2 separate regions of the Homo sapiens genome follow, and region 2 is linked to region 1. Evidence: chromatin loops called from intact Hi-C (ENCODE). Cell type or tissue: psoas muscle. All regions are shown on one strand. Links, peaks and the distances in the headings refer to the core of each region. The heading gives the core; the rest is flanking DNA.

Region 1 (10,499 bases), core at 871-8,870:
TAACTAAAATAGGCCGGGCGCGGTGACTCATGCCTGTAATCCCAGCACTTTGGGAGGCTGAGGTGGGCGGATCACGAGGTCAGGAGATGGAGACCATCCTTGGTCAGGAGATCGAGACCATCCTGGTTAACACGGTGAAACCCTGTCTCTACTAAAAAAAAAAAAAAAAAGAAAGAAAGAAAATAACTAAAATAATTTAAGTGTTTTGTAAATAATTGAAGTGGAAGATTAAATGTTCTGACTCAAATTGTCAAATAGAAGATAACTGTGCAGTCAGAGAAGTAGCTTCTTTCTTTTTTTTTTTTTTTTTTTTGAGACGGAGTCTCGCATTGTCACCCAGGCTGGAGTACAGTGGCGCAACCTCAGCTCATTGCAAGCTCTGCCTCCCGGGTTCACACCATTCTCCTGCCTCAGCCTCCCAAGTAGCTGGGACTGCAGGCTCCCGCCACCACGCCCAGCTATTTTTTTTTTCGAGACAGAGTTTTGTTCTTGTCTTTCCCAGGCTGGAGTGCAATGGTGTGATCTTGGCTCACCGCAACCTCCGCCTCCCAGGTTCAAGTGATTCTCTTGCCTCAGCCTCCCAAGTTGCTGGAATTACAGGCATGCACCACCACGCCCAGCTAATTTTCTGCTTTTAGTAGAGACAGGGTTTCTCCATGTTGATCAGGCTGGTCTCGAACTCCTGACCTCAGGTGATCTGCCTGCCTTGGTCTCCCAAAATGCTGGGATTACAGGTGTGAGCCACCGCGTCCGGCCCTGGCTTCTGTCTTTAACCAACCCTAAACACCTAAAGAGTGCTTATTAATTGCATTTTATTTCATAGGATTCTTCTAGTTTGAATTTTTCAACAAGGCAAGAGGGAGGGACGTCAAAGTCCCTGGAGACGCGAAAGCTACAGCACTCCACTGTGCACTGTGTTTTGCACCAGGGTGCACCTACAGATAGAACGCTGGGATTCGAGTCACCACAAAAACAGTACCTTCCACAGAAATTCCTATTTTGAGGGTGGACTTCAGTTCACAATTAGACACCAACTCTAAGAAAGCAGTTTTTGTGGTGTGTGTTTTCTCTTTTGTTTCGTTTATTTGTTTGTGGGTACATTGGACTATCCTTTATTTGGAGAGATGGCAGCCAGACCTAGAGAAAGCTGAAATTCTCACTTGCTAGTTAGATAAACATCGGTTCTTGTCACCCCAATCATCTAGATTGTGTGACAGATTTTGTCAGGGGCAGGCCTCACTGGAGTTCAGCTTTCAACAAAGCGGAGGGGATTGGTTGTGTCAAGGATATTTTAATTGGCTGTCTACATTGTGTGGACTCATTAGATAATTGCCAACCTTCTTCACTTTCTGTTGGGTAGACCTGGCTACAGAAGACAGCGTTTGGAAAAGAGATTAGTAAGAAGAGAGGCTGCTGGGCTGGAGAGCTCCTGGCAAAGGGGGACAAACTTGCAGGGAGGGTTGGGGTGGAAAACAAAAGGCCCTGAGCTGGGGAGAAACATCATGAGAGAACAGGAAGGACTCTGGCTGGGGGTGGGATTGGAAACTTCCTCAGAAATCAAGGTTCAAAGAAGACAGTGAGGAAGTACAAATAGACTCATCAGGTCAGGCTGGACCAGAGAAGCTGTGGCAGACGCAGGTGGTCACAGATGCCAGGGAAGAGGCCAGAGGGGCCTCCCTTAGGAGGTAGCTCCGTCCTAGAGAGTTGTTTGTCCCAAAGGCTCCAGAGAAAATGAAGGGGGAGGGGTGGGGAGTGCTCATTCCCAGAGGGAGGGAGGCAAGCTTGGCAAATTCCAGCCCTGCAAGGGTGAGCCCGGCCTATCAGTGTCGAAGGAGGGCTCAGAGGAAGCAGAGGGAGGTGTCTCATCACCACTGCACCAGGGGGTAGGGACTGGGGAAGCAGGGCTGGCCCAGGGGGCTAAGGTCATCCTAGCAGGAGGGGGCTGGCCCAGTAGCAAATGGGCCAAGGTTCCAAATAGGACTTATTACAAGAAAAACAAAAACAAATTCAACATCGTTAGTGGTGGGTTCCTCATCTTTATCTGTTGTAAGTTTTCTAAAAAAAAAAAAAAATCTGAACTCCAACCCACCTTAAGTTCACCTTATTAAAAAGTAACCCTAGGTAAAATAGCACACAAAAAAAAGAGAGAAATAAATAAAAGGTAAGGGGGACCCAAAATATCTATCAATAAGGAAATCATTAAATAAATCATCACATCCTGGTGGATAAGAACTGTAATTGCAACTTTGGGAGGCCAAGGTGGGAGAATAGCTTGAGGTTGAGGGTTTGAGACCAGCCTGGGCAAAGCAGCAAGGCCCTCTCTACCAAAAATATAAAATTTGGTGGCATGGTGGTGCATGCCTGTAGTCCCAGCCACTTAGGAGGCTGAGGCAGGAGGATCTCTTGAGCCTGGGAGGTCGAGGCTGCAGTGAGCCATGATCACACCACTGCACTCCAGCTTGGACAACAGAGCAAGACCCTGACTCTAAAAACATAAACAAACAAACAAGTAAATAAATTATGACATCCAGACTAAGTAAAACAATGAAGCAGTTAAAAACAAAGAGAGAGGCCAGGCACGGTGGCTCACGCCTGTAACCCCAACACTTTGGGAGGCAGAGGCGGGCGGATCACCTGAGATTGGGAGTTCGAGACCAGCCTCACCAACATGGAGAAACCCCATCTCTACTAAAACTGCAAAATTAGCCAGGCATGGTCGTGCATGCCTGTAATCCCAGCTGCTCTGGAGGCTGAGGCAGGAGAATAGCTTGAATGAGGGAGGCAGAGGTTGCAGTGGGCTGAGAGAGCGCCATTGCGCTCCAGCTTGGGCGACAAGAACGAAACTCTGTCTCAAAAATAAATAAATAAATAAAAATAATAAAAATAAAAACAAAGAGAGGGCCGGGCGCAGTGGCTCACGCCTGTAATCCCAGCACTTTCGGAGGCCGAGAGGGGTGGATCACGAGGTCAGGAGATTGAGACCATCCTGGCTAACACAGTGAAACCCTGTCTCTACTAAAAAAAATACAAAAAATTAGCCGGGCGTGGTGGCGGGCACCTGTAGTCCCAGCTACTCAGGAGGCTGAGGCAGGAGAATGGTGTAAACCCGGGAGGCGGAGCTTGCAGTGAGCCGAGATGGCGCCACTGCACTCCAGGCTAGGCGACAGAGCGAGATTCTGTCTCAAAAAAACAAAAAAACAAAAACGAAAAACAAACAAGGATAGAAGCACATGTATTAATGGAAGATAAATTATTCAGTTAAAAGAAATTCTAGGCCAGGTGCAGTAGCTCATGCCTGCAATCCCAGCACTTTGGGAGGCTGAGGTGGGTGGATCACGAGGTCAGGAGTTCAAGACCAGCCTGGCCAAGATGGTGAAACCCTGTCTCTACTAAAAATACAAAAATTAGCCGGGCATGGTGGTGGGTGTCTGTAATCCCAGCTACTTGGGAGGCTGAGGCAGAGAATTGCTTGAACCCAGGAGGCGGAGGCTGCAGTGAACTGAGATTGAGCCACTGCACTCCAGCCTGGCGACAGAGCGAGACTCTGTCTCAAAAAAAAAAAAAAAGAAAAGAAAAATAAATTCTAGAAGAAATGTATGATTCCCTTTGGCATGCATGCGTGTCTGAGTTCAACAGGGGAAGCGCACATGCGACCGTCCACAGTGCTCATGTGAGGGGAGGGGCAGGGATTGAGGCAGCAGAATTAGGAGTCAAACTCCAAATTTGCCAGATCATCTACAAGGAGGGAATGACAGAGCCTGGATGTGCTTGTGGGAACCCCTGCGGAGTCCAGGCTATGTCTGGGCAGGTGTCCTCTCCCAGAAGGCTCTTTTTTTTGTGGAGAGGGTAGAAGCTGGAAATAACACGTTGTAATCGATAATAACAACGCAGGGGCTGGCAGTACTTTGGACGCCCAGTCTCCTCTCCTCTGGACAGCCACGTTGTCCAGGGAGAAATGAAGGGCTGTGGGTCAGGCCACAGGTAAGTCATGAGAAAGACCAGAATAAGAACTGTGAGTCAGCACCCACCTGGCTTCTTCAGACGCATAGTGGCTCCTGTCATCTTAGCGCCTTTGCTCTGATCGCCCCCGGAAGACAGTCCAGTCCTGGTTAAATTCTCTTCCTCTGAGCTTCAATGTCATTTCCTCCTGGCCCCCTCCAATCTCATTTACTTTGCTCCCGCTGTGGCACATGTTCATGGAAGCCAGACCTTCTCCTCATGGTGCACCGTCTGTCGTACTGTCTGTGTGGTTTTGCAGTCCCTCCCCAGACGGTGACTGCAAGCACCACAGGTCGGAGCAGGGACCTGCCCTGGCCAATTTGTTCACGGGCCACCTCCCCAGCCCTGCCATGGAGCAGTTGCTCAACAGATATTACCAGAGCTGGTAACTGCTGAAGCGAGTGCAGTCTCCACTGCGATCCCCTCTGTCTCAGACCTGGCATTGGGAATTTGGTGTTAAGTGGGTGTGGCTGCCAGGAAGGCACTGGAACAAAACCCTGCCCTGTGTTTCCTAAGCAGGTCAGCAGGTGAATGCGTGAACCCGCAGCCCAGCCCTGGCAAAACTTTAGTTGTCTGATGAGATAAACACCTGCCCACACCCAAGACTCCAGGCCCTCTGCTGCAAGCCTGGGTGGGTAGAAGTGGCAGGGGCGGGGGGGAGCAGAAGGGAGAGAGAGGCACAAGTGACTATCTGTCACTGCATAGCCTCACTGGGCTCTGCAGCCGGAGAACACACGAGGGACATAAGGGGTGCTGCCGAGGAGGGTGAATGTCACCTCTCCGCCCCACCCACTCAGCATGGGAGTGACACTCTGAAAACCCCTGTCAGGCCAACAGGCATTTTCAGCTTTCCCCAGTTACCCTGGAGGAGGGTTCACCAAACTGCCACCTGGGTGTGTGATTTGGCTGAAGAGCTCTGCCAGGTCCTTCCCACCCACTAAATAAGGGGAAACAATGGTAGGGAGCAGATGTTTGCCCCCAAGCTCCTCAGGGTGGAGGCAGCTTCTCCTTCTTCTGCCTCTGTGTGGGAGTCAACTGAGGAAGATGGAGCCTCCCGGTGGGTGGAAAGGAGGTGTAGAGTGAATGGGGAGGGGAGATGCTCTAAAAGCGTGCCCCAGATGGTGTTGAGAGGAAAATCCCTGGGTTAGAGCTCAACATCCTGGCTCTGTTTCAGTGGCTGTCCCCCCACCTTCACCTTTCCTAGTTATACATCACAGCATCTTTGTCTGTAGAATTCTGGGGGTGGGAGGTGTGACCCTGAGGGCCCCACATCTTCCTCGGTGCACAGTCCCCCAGCACCCACCTCCCCAGAACCCCCACCTGCACCTGCACTGCCTGGCCTTCCTTCCTTAGCAAGACAGAATTCCTGACAGCCCCAGGGGTTAGGAACAGCTGCATGTGAAGCCCACAGCGGCCTTTCTGAAGCTTTACCCAAGTTCTGCTCCCTGGAGCCACATGGAAGGAAGTTCTGCCTGACAGCCTTTCCAGCACCCTGGGAAGCTGCCGATTTATTTTCTTTACCCCTGACTTCACTTATCTAGGATCCCAACAGAGACTGACAAAGCCAGAGACCCTGATGGTTTAGGATTCCAAGGTTTCTTATGCCTCTAGCTGCTCAGCCAGGAGCTTTCTTGATTTTGTGTTTTTCAAATGAGAAGCATCTTACCAGCTAAGTAAGTCTAAGAGTGTCATGACTCATGGACCTTGGAAACCAATGGTCAGTAGTTTGGGATTCTTTGGGTGGATCAAGAGATTTTCTTGGGGACCTAGGAGCACCTCGATGTGTGGAGGGCCTGAGCAGATGGACTAGTGCCCTCCTCTGGATGGAATTGGAGGTTCCCCTTACGCCCCAATCCCTCCACCCCTGCCCTGGGGCTTTTTTTTTTTTTTCTTTTTTTGCTTGGTGGAATGGGAGAGTACTTTTCAAAGTTACAGTTACATAGAAAAGTTAAAATCACAGCACTATTGCATATCTGAGTGCCAAGAATTACGTTTGTCTTGCTGCAGGTGAGGGAAATGAGGTCACTTCTCAAGAAGTTTGCATTTTCTGAGAAAATGTGGACACAATGGAAAAGCCAAGGCATAAAACCATACACCTGAGAAGGCTGAAGCAAATTGCTCCAGGACTTACAGCACAGTGGGTACGTGTTCCGCAGGTGAGAGGCAGCCTCTGCAGAGGCTGACAAGTCCTTTTTGGATGACACTGTGACTCAGCCCTCATATTCCCCTCTCCAGGGCGATGATCCACCTGGTGCTGTGGCTGCTGAGATTCTAGTCATCCTACTCGCTCTAGGCTGGTGTGATTCTTTTGTTTGTTTGTTTGTTTGAGATAAGTCTCGCTCTGACGCCCAGGCTGGAATGCAATGGTTTGATCTCAGCTCACTGCAGCCTCTGCCTTCCGGGTCCAAGCGATTCTTGTGCCTCAGGCTCCTGAGTACTGGGACTATAGGCGCCCAACAACACAACTGGCTAATTTTTGAATTTTTAGTAGAGACGGGTTTCACCATATTGGCCAGGCTGGTTTCGAACTCCTGACCTCAAGTGATCCGCCCACCTCGGCCTCCCCAAGTCCTGGGACTACAGACCTGAGCCACTGCGCCTGGCCTAGACTGGTGTCATTCTGACATTTCCAGGCCACGAAGCAGTCCCAGACTCAGCAGCCCTGGGCATCTGCCGTAGCCCTGTTGTATGATCTGCTCTGCCACTCATGAGGCATGACTCACCCTCCTACCCTCTCCGAGCCTCAGTTTACTCATTTAAATCTCAAAGCCTCCACAGATAATTGGGAAATGAAAGGAAAATCGTGTAAGTATGAATACCTTCCACAGATAGCGGGATCTCATTAATACTAGTTTTCCCCTTTCCATACCTCCCAGCAAAGAAAAGTTGGTAACTGCAGGCCTCTGAACTAGTGCCCCACATCGGAGATACCGGCCACTTCTTACTGAACATTTGCCTGTGTCTACTATAAGGATATAAGATCATCTCAACCTCCCAAGAAGCCGATATTAGCACCCCCATTTTTGCAGCTAAAGAAACTTAGGTGCAGAAAAATGAAATAGCATATTCAAGGTCACAGAATGACCTGGGGCAGAGCTACAGTCTAGACCCCCATCTGTCTGATATAAACCCCATTCTATGAACCCTCAACATTGCTACTCCCCTTCCAACGCCACTGGAGCAGAAAGCTCCAAAACTGGGTGAAGCACATACAGCTCTATAGCAGGCAACCCCATTCCTGTGTTCCACCTAGTGAAGAACCAGGAGGTTGTGCATGACCAAGGTGGTTCAGGGTGAAGGTCAGGGGCTGGCTGAAAATGGAAGGCATCTCAGGCTGGGTCTTTGACTGTGATTATGTCAGGGTTGGGGCTGAAATATTGTGAGTGGTAACTGAGGTTTCAACCTCTTCCCTAGGAAAGAGTGGGGGTGGGGTGGTGAAGCTGGTTAATTGAGATGGGAGGGTTGGGGTGGGGGCAGGCAGAGCCTTCCAAGGCCTTCAGATCCGGTGCTGTTACCGTAAACAAGTGCAACCCTCAGCTCCCTGGAGGGCCTGGGGAGCAAATGCGTGCATCCCTGCTTCGTTCCCAGCAGCTGTTCACTGGAGGACGCAGCCTGCCATCCCCAGCCGACCTCCTCCACAGCCTTCCCCAGCCCCCAGATCAAGCCTCAGGAAGTGGCGCTGCTGAGAATCTCTCCTCCAGCCCTGCCTCCTGCCGAGAGTGTCTTCAGCGCCAGCATTTCCTGGCCTAATTAAGCTGGGTAATGAGTAGCTAAGAGGAGGGGATAAAAGCCCTAGGCGGCTTAGAGCTGGGACAGTTTATGACAGGGGCGTCTGCAGCTGGTGACATTCCTAGGAAAATTATTTCTCATAACCCTGGGAAGTTGCATGCTGTTTCCTTAGCAGCAGAGTAAGCCTCAAAGGTGAGCATGGGGAACACTGCATCTTAAGGGGGCCTGACTGGAGGGTCCTAAAGGTGACAGGTGGGGGGTGCCATGTGTCTGTAGGACTGATCAGAGCTGCAGAGCAGCTACAGGCCACCCGGGCTAATGCCCTTAGCTTAGTCCGAGGCCGGGGCATCCGTGGTGGCCACGTGACTCCCCAGGGCTTGGGTTTTGTGTTTCTTCTGAATGATAGGACTCTGCACAGCATGCAGTTTCTAAGACCGTATCCTTTCAGGGAAGGAAATCTGAGCTAGAGGCTCTGATCCTGACTCCTCCGCAGCCCACTATTAAGGGTGTGAAAATTGTGTTTTGGAAAATATCAGGTGCCCCAGCAGCCAGGAGTGGGTAGAAGAGCTCTCAGACAGGGGCCCTGGGGGAAAGGGGAAGGTGGGCACCAGGCGCTCTGGACACCAGGGCCCGCCCTTCCAGAGACACTCAGGAGCCCAGCGTTGATTATCCCCACTCCCACTCTGCAGCCACAGCCTCAGCCCCCAAATTCTCCTTCTTTGGCACTCAGTTTTGTTTGTTTGTTTTTTGTGTCAGTTCTGTTTGTTTTTGTTTTCTTCAGTCACCTTGCACTCCTTCCTTAGTTGGCCAGGGAACTTCGTGCTGTATGGGGTGGAGCAGGGCAAGGCCCAGGCTCTGGAGCTCGGCCCATCCCCACGTCTCTGAGTGAACTTGGGAGATCAGGTGACCTCTCAGCCATGGTTTTCCCATTTGTAGAATGAAGGCATTAGTGATGTCTAGTGTCCAGTATGTTATGAACCGCAACCTCCACTTGGCCTGTGAGTGGCGAGCGAGGCTGAAATTGGGCCATGTTTCCCAGACCTTTCAAATTAGGTTACCCAGTTTCACCCAAGAACATTTTTGCCCCAATTATCCTGTAAAGCAGAGTCATAGCTAGTGAGTATGTATTTTATTATTATTATTACTGTTATTATTAGAAACAGGGTCTCATTCTGTCATCCAGGCTGGAATGCCATGGTGTGAACATGGTTCGACCTCCCGGGCCCAAGCAATCCTCCCACCTCAGCCACCCGAATGGCTGGGACCACAGACACGTCACCACACCCAGCTAATTTTTGGTATTTTTTGTAGAGACTGGGTTTCACCATGCTGCCCAGGCTGGTCTCAAACTCTTGGGCCCAAGCGATCCTCCTGCCTTTGCCTCCCAAAGTGCTGGGATTACAAGCGTGAGTCACTTCGCCTGGCTGAATACCTGTTTTTGATGATGGAAGGGCCCATTCTCCTGCACTCTTGTAATCAATATTTGTTCTTTTCCAATTTTCTAAACAAGACCTGTCTGGTGCAATGTCCTCCGAGCCCCGCTTCCTCCACGGCTGGAGCCGGGAGCGGCAGGGAATGTGTGGGCATTCCGTCTTTCCTTCTGATCGCCGCCCTTCACCCTCTGCCCTTGGCTGTTCCCACAGTCCCATCTATTCCCCTGGCCTCCTGCTTGTCTCTCTAAACGAGGAGTGAGTATGCAGATCACAAATAACCTGGTGTTTCCGTTTTTCCCTCTGGCGGTGGTTGCCCCTGGAGTGGAAGGAGACCTGGTGGCCAGATGCCTGACATGGCCGGGACAGCTGGTGCTCTCAGCATTCCTGGGGAAGGTCCCTGGGGATTGGACTTGAGGGGATCACACCAAGAAGAGGGGTGAGCAGGCCTGGCAGCTCACCCCTGTGACCCAGCTCACCTCTGGCTGGGCTGCCTGGCATGATCCCCCGGCCCGGCCGGCAGCAGCTGCGCAGGCCAGGGGAGCCAAATGGCTCTGCATGTGTAATCCTAGCTAAAAAGAGAAAGGGGAAAGATCTTGTAATTTCCCAGGACACAGACAACTGAAACCTGACACTCTTGCCAAGGAAGTCCTTTCACTGAGAGAGAGAGAGAGACAGAGAAGGAGGGAGGGAGGGGAGTGTGTGAGAGCCCACTCTGGAAGGTTCCGGGAGAGACAGAGAGAAGGAGGGAGGGCGGGGAGTGTGTGAGAGGCCATTCTGGAAGGTTCCGGGGCCAGCAGGAAGCCCTGAGCACAGCTCTCCTGTGAGTACCCCATGTGTCATCTGCCCTAGTCTTTGGCCTGAGCCAGGAGATGTGGCTGGTCTGCCCAGTGGGCACAGCAGTGGCGGCAGAGGCCCGGCCGCCATCCGTCTCTGTTCATTGGGAGCCGCTGCCCCTTCCTTTCCCTGCCTTTTGTGTCAGGGAGCCAGATTGTGCTGTTGAGAAAAATGTGCTCGAAGCCCTTCAACTCGGCCAGTAAGAGCCATTCTTTCTTCCTGTCGCTCAGCGCTTTGTAAAACCAAATGTATGATCAGAGTGGAAGGAGTCCAGCCTGACTTGAACGGGTTAGGGTCATTCATCTTTGTTCAGCTATAAGGAATTGCAGGTGTTTGTTAGGCTAAAGCCACAGAAATTTGGGGAGGCCACTTTGTGACCAGCTCTGTGCTGGGTGCAGCTCTGGGGGACACAGGCATGTATGACAAGTGTCTGTCCTTGAGGTGTAGTTTGCCATCTGGCTGGAGCAACAAGACTTTCAGCCACAAGGATCAGTGAACGATACA
Region 2 (10,499 bases), core at 1,574-9,573, 160 kb before region 1:
TTAAAATTCCAGGACTGGCATTACTGGAGCAATGAGAGTACATATATTTATGTATTTTAAATTTTAATAGGTACTACCAGATTGTTTTTCAAAAAGGCTGATCAGTCTAATTTTTTTGTTAGTAAAGTATGAGTATTCCTTTTCCTTTCCAATACAGATATTACTTAATAATTTTTGCCAGTCAGATCTTTTCAGATATTTTTTTTTGTCATTAAGATTTATTCTTTTGTGACTTGAAACCTACTCATATCCTTTGTCCATTGTTCCACTGGGCTGTTTGTATATTATAATATTAACCGTCTGTCATCTGCTTTGCAAATACTTTTTTCTTAAATCTGTTGCTTGTCCATGTTTTTTTATGCCTTAGAACAGGAGGTTAGTAAGCTATGGTCTACCACCCATTAGTATAAATAAAGCTTTACTGAAACACAGCCTTCCTTGCCCATTCATTTTTGTAGTAAATTTGGTAACTGGAACAGAAATTATCTGGCACTCAGAGCCTAAAATATTTAATATCTGACCCTTTACAGAAAAAAAATTGCCAATACTAGCTATACGGAACATCCAAAAAAAAAAAAAAGGGAGTGTTTCTTCTCCCATAGAATTCATGTTCCAAAAGGATTTTTATGTGTCTTATTCACTGCTAGAAAAAATATCTAGCAAGTAGTACACATTAATTTTCAGAATTAATGCTAGGTCTTCTTGCTTTTATATATACATACTTTAAAAAAAATGTGTAGAGATGAGGTCTCACTCTGTTGCCCAGGCTGGTCTCTAAGTCCTGGCCTCAAGTGATCCTCCCAACTTGACCTCCCCCAAAGTGTGGAATTCCATGCATGAGCCACCATGTCCAGCCAAACAGTATTAATATAAGAAAAAAAGAAAACAACTTTTTTTTCTTAGCGATTACAATTTTATTAAGTTTCACTGTGAAAAATCAATAAGAAATAACACACTGAAGTTTTTCAGCTGGAAATCATCCCAATAATGACATACCTTATGACAGGGTTGTTCAATCTTTTGGCTTCCCTGGCCCACACTTGAAGAAGAATTGTTTTGGGCCACACATAAAATATGCTAACACTAATGATACCTGATGAGCTTTAAAAAAAATTGCAAAAAAAAAAAATCTCATAATGTTTTAAGAAAGTTTACGAATTTGTGTTGGCCTCATTCAAAGCCGTCCTGGGCTGCAGGCGGCCTGCGGGCAGGTGGGTTGGACAAGCTTGCCTTATGGGAAAACATTTTGGGCTCATTTTGATGTTAAATTGAGTAAGTTGTTTTAAGAGACTCCATATACAGGAACCAAATCACGGTACTAAGGACAATTTACTCTCATTATAAACTACTTGTCAGTCGACAAGTCTCATCAAAGTGATTAAATATTTTCAACCCAAAACATGTGATGAGAAAGGAAAACATTTTCCCCACTAAACTTCTCAATACTATACAACTTTAGGTTCTGGGCTCAGCTTGTCTACAATAAACACAAGATAAGCCCTGTTCAGGTTGAAAGGGACTCATTTTTGAAATGTTCTGTTTGTAACGCATGTCATCTGGGGCATTTTTGTTGTTACTTTGCTTCCAAGCATAACTTTACAATGCATTATGATACTACTGCATGTAATATTCAGCTTGCTAAAGAAATGCATTTTTAAAACCCCAAATATAATGTACAATTCTTTCAACTTTTCTGTTCATTTGGAAGTTTTCATAATAAAATACTGGGAGGAAATATTCCTAGATCACAGAAAAAAATTTTCATTAACATTAAAGTCTCATTTCTATTACTCCACAAAAGAAACTTTGTCCTTTTAAACTATTAAGTTACAGTGAGTAACATCCATCTTTCAAATTCATGGTCAACATTGGTTAACATTCACACTATACATCCTTGAAGTCGAAGGAAATTTTTCCTTTTATCTTTGTAGACACTATGGAAAACCTTCATCACTCCTGCTAAGAAGCAGTGATGCTCACCTTGCATTTTAAAGTCTGACAAACTTTAAAATTTTTTTTAATCCCTATACTATTTAGAAATTTCTATGGTCAACAGTGTGACACCTTGATAAGTCAAAGCATACATAAAAAGAAGTCATAAAAAAGCAGGAACTCCTACTTACAAAGTATGTCTACAGTAATATACTATGAAAAATCTATTTCAGGTCCTCAGTGATGGTATGGATGGGGAGGTACATAATGAAAAAGAAATATCATATGATCAAAAACATGTCGAGGAAGTGTACGTATGTGAGTTCCAATAAGCTGGAATTTAAATAGAAAGGTTGAAGTCACAGCAAGTAGATGAAAGGCGGCCCCTTTAACATTTGCTCCTGGAGTCCAGCAACTCTCAGCAGTTGGCTGGAGACTAAGCTGGCCGATCCTGTGGAGCTTCAACAAAGGGACGAAACAAACTGAGTCCCCAGGGCCCCCCTCCCGACAACGCGTGAAACAACTTGATAAATGATTGCTCTGTCAGGGGATGAGGAGATGGAGACGTCTGGGAGCAGAGGGGGAATGTATCTAATTTAGGAGGCCAAGGGGGAAGGGGAAGACATGGAAGGCAGAACCGCAGACAGGGGCAAGACCATCTAATGGCACTAACACTCGAGCAGAGAACTAGAAACAAACACCAGACAACCCAACAGCATCTCTGAGAGCTGCAGTCATCAGACTGCAGCAAGAGACTTGTCAGAGGCCAGTTCTCCCCAAGTCACTAGGATTTTAAAAGGAAAGTTTTCACCTTCCACAACCCATTCTCCAGCCTCAAGGCCAAGCTTCAGAAAGTGCTGCTCTCATATTACTTCATTCATTTGGGGATGACATGAAATACAAAATCCTTTTCCCCACCCCCAGTTCCTGCCTAAAGATTGCTGATTCAGGCCTGAAAGCCAGAGGCGCAAGAGCCCAAGGCTTAGCTCACTTAAGGAAACATTAATTACCCTGAAACAAAAATAGGAGTTCACATCTGGGGCTCAACACTTACCTTCTCCTCCGCCCCTTTTTCTAGAGTGTGAGCACCCGCTATTTATACAACCTCTTCCTGACTGAGGACTGATACTGGTCCCGCAGGACTTCCCTGTCTGGGGAGAACTTACTGGTGACAAACTCAGTCAGCATTGCACAGGCATTTCAGAAGTAGGAACAGAGGCAGCTCAACTTGAGAAAAAGGTTGTCAGAATTGGAAGTAGTACAAAAGCAGTTTCCCACAGAGTAGCTGGTTAATTCATAAGGGATACTCTGGCAGCTTAAGCATCTGATGAAAGACCATTAAGGAAGTTTACAAGTCAAAGGTGGGAACAAGCAACCCAAGTCTTTCTTCCGTCACTCCAGTTTCTTATTTTAGGAACTAGAGACAGCTAATGTTGTTGCTATAATAGAAGTGCTGTGTTGTATTATTGTGCATAGAACTTTATTTAAATGTTGAATTAAGCTTGGGCTGTAGTTGGCATAATTTAAGCTAACAGCAAATGGTACATCAAGAAACTAAAGGCCGGGTGCAGTGGCTCACACCTGCAATCCCAGCACTTTGGGAAGCCGAGGCGGGCAGATCACGAGATCAGGAGATCAAGACCATCCTGGCTAACACCGTGAAACCCCGTCTCTACTAAAAATATAAAAAATTAACTGAGCGTGGTGACACGCACCTGTAGTCCCAGCCACCCAGGAGGCTGAGGCAGGAGAATCTCTTGAACTCAGGAGGCGGAGGTTGCAGTGAGCTGAGATGGTGCCACTGCACTCCAGCCTGGGTGACAGAGCGAGACAGACAGAGGGAGGGAGGGAGGAAGGGAAAGAAAGAAGGTAAAGAAAAGAAAAGAAAGAAACTAAAGTTTCAAAAAATTTACCTTTGCTTTGCCCAGCACCCTTGGAGGATGACTGATAATTCATAGCTATGACCCCAAATCTAATTTAGTACAGTGTGTTTCAGAACATCTGATGTATTAATTAATTTGGCCAGAGAGACACTGTATAAGGGATGGGATGACTATGAGAAAAAATCACCGTTTCACTGGATTAAGTTGGATGGTCCTGCTCCTGTTTTTTTTTTTTTTTTTTTTTTTTTTAAGAATTAAAAGAGCTCAAGGGAGTCTATTCTAGACTCCCTAGAATGTGTTTGTGGCCTGTCCAGAATTTTCACTGGACCAAACAAAAATAGAACTTGCTAATTCCCCAGACATCTTTCTTGTCAGGTTACACAGTTCAAAAGGTGCTGAGGGCTTCCTAAACTTAGAGATGAGAGAAGAGGCACTGCACCATGGATCTAACTTTTGTGAATTCTAATCAGCAATTCACAAAAGTGAGATCTTACAATTATAAAACCCGGTCTCCAAATTCTACCTTGCTTTCCGATCTTTCTGCCAAGGTCTGAGTCTTAGAAATATTAGCAAATTCCTGTTCATGGACTGTCAATCTGAAAAGACTGTCAACTAGTCAGTTTCATGGAATGCATAAGAAATTGCAAACTGGTAGCAGGCAGCAACGTTTGTTTTGGTCTGTAGTTTTGTTTTGCTTTTCACTGGTTGTCCAACATTAAAAAAAAAGAAAGAAAGAAAGAAAAAACTTTGGAGGAGCTTACACAAAAATCTGGGTATCTCCCTTTGCTTGAAAAATCAAGTCTGACTGATTCACAGTTCTTCATGACTCAGCTGGCACTAACAGGGGGCTGCCTCTTAGACTGGACATGGATCCTCCAACTCATTAACTGCACATCCGGCCCCATCCCCTCCATTAAGTTACCTGTCTGGCCCTGCAGGCTTCTGAGTTTCGACATTAGCCCTACATCAATGAGGAGCAGGTTAGCTCGTACTTCAACAATACCCCATGTGTGTTCCTTCCTTTCTTTCCATCAGTGCCAGATAATGCTGGCTGCTCTCAAGTCCCCCTTGACTTGACACTATCCTTTCACTGTAACACCCAGGATTCAACAAAATACTCTCTGACTAGGTAAAAAGATGAGACTCACTGCCTTTATTCTGAACAGCAGTAGGTAAAGGTATCCCACACCCAAAATGACCACAAAAGAAAGTGCTCAAGAAAATACACACAAACAGAACATAAAACAAGACAGGAGTGACAGCTTAGCTACGGGGAGCAGCAGGGGGGGTGCGGGCATAAAAAGAGTGGGGGGTTCTAATCCATGGTGGGGGTGAACTTATTTCTAGACTGCTCGGAAAGTGATTAAGGCAGCAGCCTAAAGGGTTAGTGTCCAAAAAGAAAAGTTAGACTACTAACTTAAGTTGCCCGTGAAGAAGGCCTACTGTACTGCCACCATGTAAAGCGGTGAATCCTAAAGCAAGATTCTTGCACTGCCTGCATCAGAGTCTCCAGAATCCGGCCTCAGAAGCTGCATTTCAAATTAAACAATCCAAGGTTCTCAAACACTCAAGTTTGGAAAACAACTAAATTCCACTACAGCTGCCTAGAAGGATGGGTCTGGACTCAGAGCATGACCTCTCCTGGATCCTTCCTCGCCTTCGTTCAAGCTGACTTAACGTGAGTGGCCTTTCCTCTGTGTTCCCACTCACCTTGACAGAACAATAGTCACACCATGCTTTAACTGTTCATTCTCCCAAGAGAAGCAAAAGGCCTCTTCATTTTTTTTTACCCTCATGGACAGAAAAAGTGGCCTGACACAGAGTAAGTAAGTGAAATACGTTATTTCACTCTGTGCCTTACTTTAAAACACTGGGGGAAAAGGTCTGACTAAATGATCTCTAGTGACCTTAGTTATATTCTAGCAACTGTTTTATGCCCAGGGAACTATTTCTTAACCTATTTTTCATTACCGCCCTTTTAAGGAATCTTTTTAGATTCGCTCCCCATTGTCCCCAAACCATGAAATTTTAGTATGACAGAAACAGGTTGTGTATTGCAAAAACCATCATAATAGCTAAGCTTTCTTCATCACCTCCCCCTAAAAGAACCAATTTTCAGCAATAGCTCCTCCTTGATAATGCATTCAACTGTATTTGGATATTCACAGTAACACTGTGAAGATAGGAGGCCACGTACAGTGACTCATGCCTGTAATTCCAGTACTTTGGGAGGGCGAGGTGGGTGGATCGCTTGAGTTCCAAAGTTCAAGACCACCCCTGGGGAACACAGAAAAACCCTGTCTCTACAAAGAACACAAAAATTAGCCGGGCATGGCAGTGCGCACCTGTAGTCCCACCTACTTGGGAGGCTGAGGTGGGAGGACTACTTGAGCCCAGGAGGTCAAGGCTGCAGTGAGCAGTGATCGAGGCACTGTACTCCAGCCTGGGCAACAGAGCCAGAGTCTGTTTAAAGAACAACAATAAGGAAGACAAAAACAATGTGATGACAGGGGAGAATGTAACTCTAAAATGTTAATTTTAACTTCTTTGAGCAAATCAACACATGGTTTGAGTTGACATGTGTTACTGACAACCTTTAAAATACCTTTATCAGTTCTACACATAAACTTTCCCCAAACTGGGTATTATATTAACAGCATTCCTTTAAAATCTACACACTATTATTGAGACAGACTACATGTGAAAAGTGTTTCTAAAGATTTTTTAAATACAGCAATATGAGGCCTTCACACACATACTGACTTTAACCAGAAAGTGATATTGTTCGTATCAGTTCAAAGAATTAACTCTCCAGTTTGCCAACGATATAAGCGATAAAGGATTCCACCCAAAAATCAGTGCAGTACTTAGGCAACCAGAAATGTAACACACGAGGTGGGGATGTAGCTCGGTGATAAGAGTGCATGCTTAGAAATGTACCAGGAAAAACACCATACAGAATGTGTTATATTTATGGGTAACAATAAAGCATCTGACTGTCATCAATACTGACATGAACAAGTCTCTGTTAAAGCCACACTCAGACAGATAGAGCTGGGTGAGCTGGCTCACACCTGTAATCACAGGGTGAGGTGGGAGGATCACAGTGAGACCCTGCCTATACAAAAATAAAAATTAGCAGGGCATGGTGGCGCCTACAGTCCTAGGTACTCAGGAGGCTGAGGTAGGAGGGTTGCTTGAGCTCAGGAGTTTGAGGCTGCAGTGACCTTTGATCATGTCATGACATTCTAGCCTGTGCAACAGAGCAAAACTCTGTCTCTTAAAAAAATAAAAATAAAAAACAAGTGTTGGCGAGGATGTGGAAACACTGGAATCCTCATACACTGCTGGTGAGAATGTAAAGTAATGCAGTGACTTTGGAAAAGTCTGGCAGTTCTTCAAAAGGTTAAACACAGTAATCATATGACCCAGAAATTCAACTAGCTATAGACCCAAGAGAAATAAAAACCTAGGAGCACACAAAGAACTTTTACAGGAATATTCATAGCAGTATTATGGATAATAACCAAAAAGTAGAAACAACCCAAATGTCCAACAACTGATGAACAGATGAACCAAATGTGGTATTACCCACACAGTGGAATGGTATCTGGCAATAAAGGAATGAAGTACTAATGCCTGCCACAACATAAATAAACCATAAAAACATTCTGCTAAGTGAAAAAGCCAGGCACAAAGGGCCACAGTAGGGCTGTGTGATTCCACTTACAGGAAATGTCCAGAGTGGGCAAATCCATACAGGCACAAAGTGGGGCTGTGTGATTCCACTTACAGGAAATGTCCAGAGTGGGCAAATCCATACAGGCACAAAGTGGGGCTGTGTGATTCCACTTACAGGAAATGTCCAGAGTGGGCAAATCCATACAGGCACAAAGTGGGGCTGTGTGATTCCACTTACAGGAAATGTCAAGAGTGGGCAAAATCCATACAGGCACAAAGCTCAGTGGTTTCCAGAGGATGGGGAAAAACGTGAGTGGAGTGTGCCTGCTGAAAGGTTTGGGGTGTTGAAAATGTTCTAAAATTGACTGTGGTCATGGCTGCGCACTCTAAATATACTAAAACCACTGAACTGTATACTTCAAATGAGTTAATTGTACGGTTTGTGAATATCTCAATAAGCCGCGCCCCTCCCAAAAAAAAAATACGAGGGATACTAGAAAACGTGTTTGATGTTACAACACGCATCAATAAGAATTACCACTTTAGTCTTTTTTTTTCCATTTTAAGTCATGCTCCAATGATACTGTTCAAAATATAAATTCAAAATATAAATATAGTTTTCTTTGCTCCTATTTTAATTTATTGAATTCAGGTGAAACAGTAGTATATAAAAGCAAGGAACTGCTGGTAGTTATTCAAGATCTACATGCAAATAATTTTATGCCATAGCTCCAGATGGAATGGATCACTTTTAGAGCCGATGAAGTTCAAACAAAATATATGTTTTGAAGAGTGTTCTAGACCATAAATTTACTGAGAACAGGAAACATGTATGTACAATAACTTCTGTGTCAGGCACTATGACTCATGTTTTGCACAGACACTATAATCCTCCCATCAACCTTGTGAGGTGAGTAGTATTGTCTTCATTTGAAATAGCTCAAAACCAAATATCCTCAAGACCAGTTCAATTAATTACTGTAAGTTTCAGTTTCTTGACCTGTAAAAGAAACAGCAATCCTACATACATCAGAGTTGTAAGAGCTAAATGAAATAAGATATATTAAATGCCTGATTAAATGGGCACTCAAATTTCAGAGTTTTCTTTTTTACCCCAGCTTTAGCAAAAACAGATACAGCATTCAGAAGCTAGCAAAATGTGTATGGATGAACAGGGTTATGATCAATACTCAAACATCAACACTGTCAGGTTCACCAAGATTCCCTTTAAGTTGTGAGCACTCGACCATGCAGCATGCACAAGAACTATAGAGACAGGGCACTCACAGACGAGGCACTGTTGTGATCAAATAAAACTAACAGAGTTAATCTGGTTTAATGATGTGCATTAGCATAATCATGGTAAATAATTATATATATATAAATAGTAGGCAATGATTTGACTATAACTATTATGACTTACGTAGCCAATGCAATTGTTTTCCAGGGTCATTTGAGAGCCAAGGAGTGAGCTGTTTTTAAAACCACCAAGAGACACTGCAGCCATGACCCAAAGGGATGATGCAACCTTGTTCTTTTCCCCAGTGAGTGTTTTCAAAGAAGCCTTGGCTGGATGCTGAGAAACAACTCCAGCTGTACAGAGTACAAGTCAGGCTTAGGATGAACCCTTCTTTCCTCAGCACTACAATCTGACAGGGCAGTCTAACCCAGAGAGAAAGCTGGCAGAAGGAGAAGGAAAATCAATCACATCCTGAGAGGCAGGAGCACTGGGGTGTGTGGTGGGAGTGGAGGTGGGAGAGGGTTAGAGATAATTGAGTGTGATGAACTACAAGGGCTGATGGAGAATAAATTGGCTGATAGAGCATCTTGAAGAATTAGGGGGTAGAATAAGTGTGCCAGATGGAAGGATGGCCAAAGGACATGTGGGAAGAGAGGGAGGGTGCAGAAAGGTAGGGCCCTTTCTATAGATACACATTTGCAATGTTCATCAGGAACCCGTGCACACCATTTTGCTAAACAAATGCGGGTATAGGTTATGTGCATTTTTCATATAGAACTGTACTGAAGTTTGACAACTGTAAGAGGCCTGACCTATGAAAGAAGTAATGCAGATAAAATGATAACAGCAGCATTTCAGAAGCCAGACATCACTGAATACAGGATGATGTGAATCAAGTTCCAATGTACCAATTATAAATCTAATAAAAAGGAAAACTATCATCAACCCTGTGGTAAATAAAGAATGCCCCATATAGGAAACGAATACTCTCATACACTGTTGGTGGGGGGTCTAAACTGGTTTAACCTCTATGCATAGCAATTTGGCAATATTCTCCTCTTTGTCGTAACTAAACTATTTTTTCTCCTAAGGAGAAAGTCCTTCCCTAGAGACTGCACTAATGGTGGCTTAGTCTTCCACCAGCCATATAGGACTTCTTACTGCCACTCTGACCATGAATGAAAACATCTTTTGAGGCTCATGCAATCAAGCTCTAGTTCTCTGCTTCTCCCTGTTATTCACTAACCTACCCATTTCCTTATAATAAGCTGTAATCTCCTTCTGTCCCTCCCACCATCAACCTAAATGGTTGTGAAATCCTTACTTAGAACTCATCCAACGCTGTATAGTTCCTTTTTATCTTCCATAAGTCAACCCCCATTGATATAACTTACTCTGTATAAGCTAATCCAGAGATGCTGTCCTGTGAGATCTCTTTTTTCTTTTCTTTTCTTTGTTTTTGTTTTTGTTTTTGGTAGAGATGGGGTTGTGCCCTACTGGCCAGGCTGGTCTTGAACTCCTGGGCTCAAGCGATCCGACTACCTCGGCTTCCCAAAGTGCTGGGATTACAGGTGTGAGCCACCGCGCCCGGTCTCCCTTGTGAGATCTTCATATGCCCTGCTCTCAAATCCTCACCTCCTGTCTTTTATCTTACTATGTCACATGTCATTCATATCCAAAATACCTATTCTGACTACATTGGAATCTCTAGTCCTTGTAATACTATATTTTCTTCCAATCTATTAGTTCCCTTCATCTATTAA

What was found. A loop is a pair of places that touch in the nucleus more often than their neighbours do. Peaks named below come from ENCODE experiments on the same cell type or tissue, not always from the same donor. Only the 100,000 strongest peaks of a DNase experiment are listed, where the experiment ranks them.
Region 2: a loop joins it to region 1, with 2.3 times the contacts of the local background. A loop is called at or near these places in 3 of 110 quality-filtered maps.

Annotation. Positions count from the first base shown.
Region 1 is chr22:17,263,944-17,274,442 of GRCh38, reverse strand. CECR3 (cat eye syndrome chromosome region, candidate 3) reads left to right here and starts at 7,710. Exons shown (of 3, transcript NR_038398.2): 1 at 7,710-7,920. RefSeq lists enhancers at 3,952-4,940, 9,261-10,087, 10,088-10,499. In psoas muscle, for the core only: a CTCF peak has its summit at 5,794 (motif pointing left); DNase peaks (open chromatin) are centred at 7,602 and 8,062; H3K27ac peaks cover 2,016 bases.
Region 2 is chr22:17,429,250-17,439,748 of GRCh38, reverse strand. All of the region lies in intron 1 of CECR2 (CECR2 histone acetyl-lysine reader), which reads right to left. Among named protein-coding and RNA genes, the nearest start is that of CECR2, 65 kb to the right of the region's middle. RefSeq lists an enhancer at 3,623-4,183 and a silencer at 6,679-6,879. In psoas muscle, for the core only: no CTCF peak of the experiment used is centred there; no DNase peak of the experiment used is centred there; H3K4me3 peaks cover 2,112 bases; H3K27ac peaks cover 8,000 bases.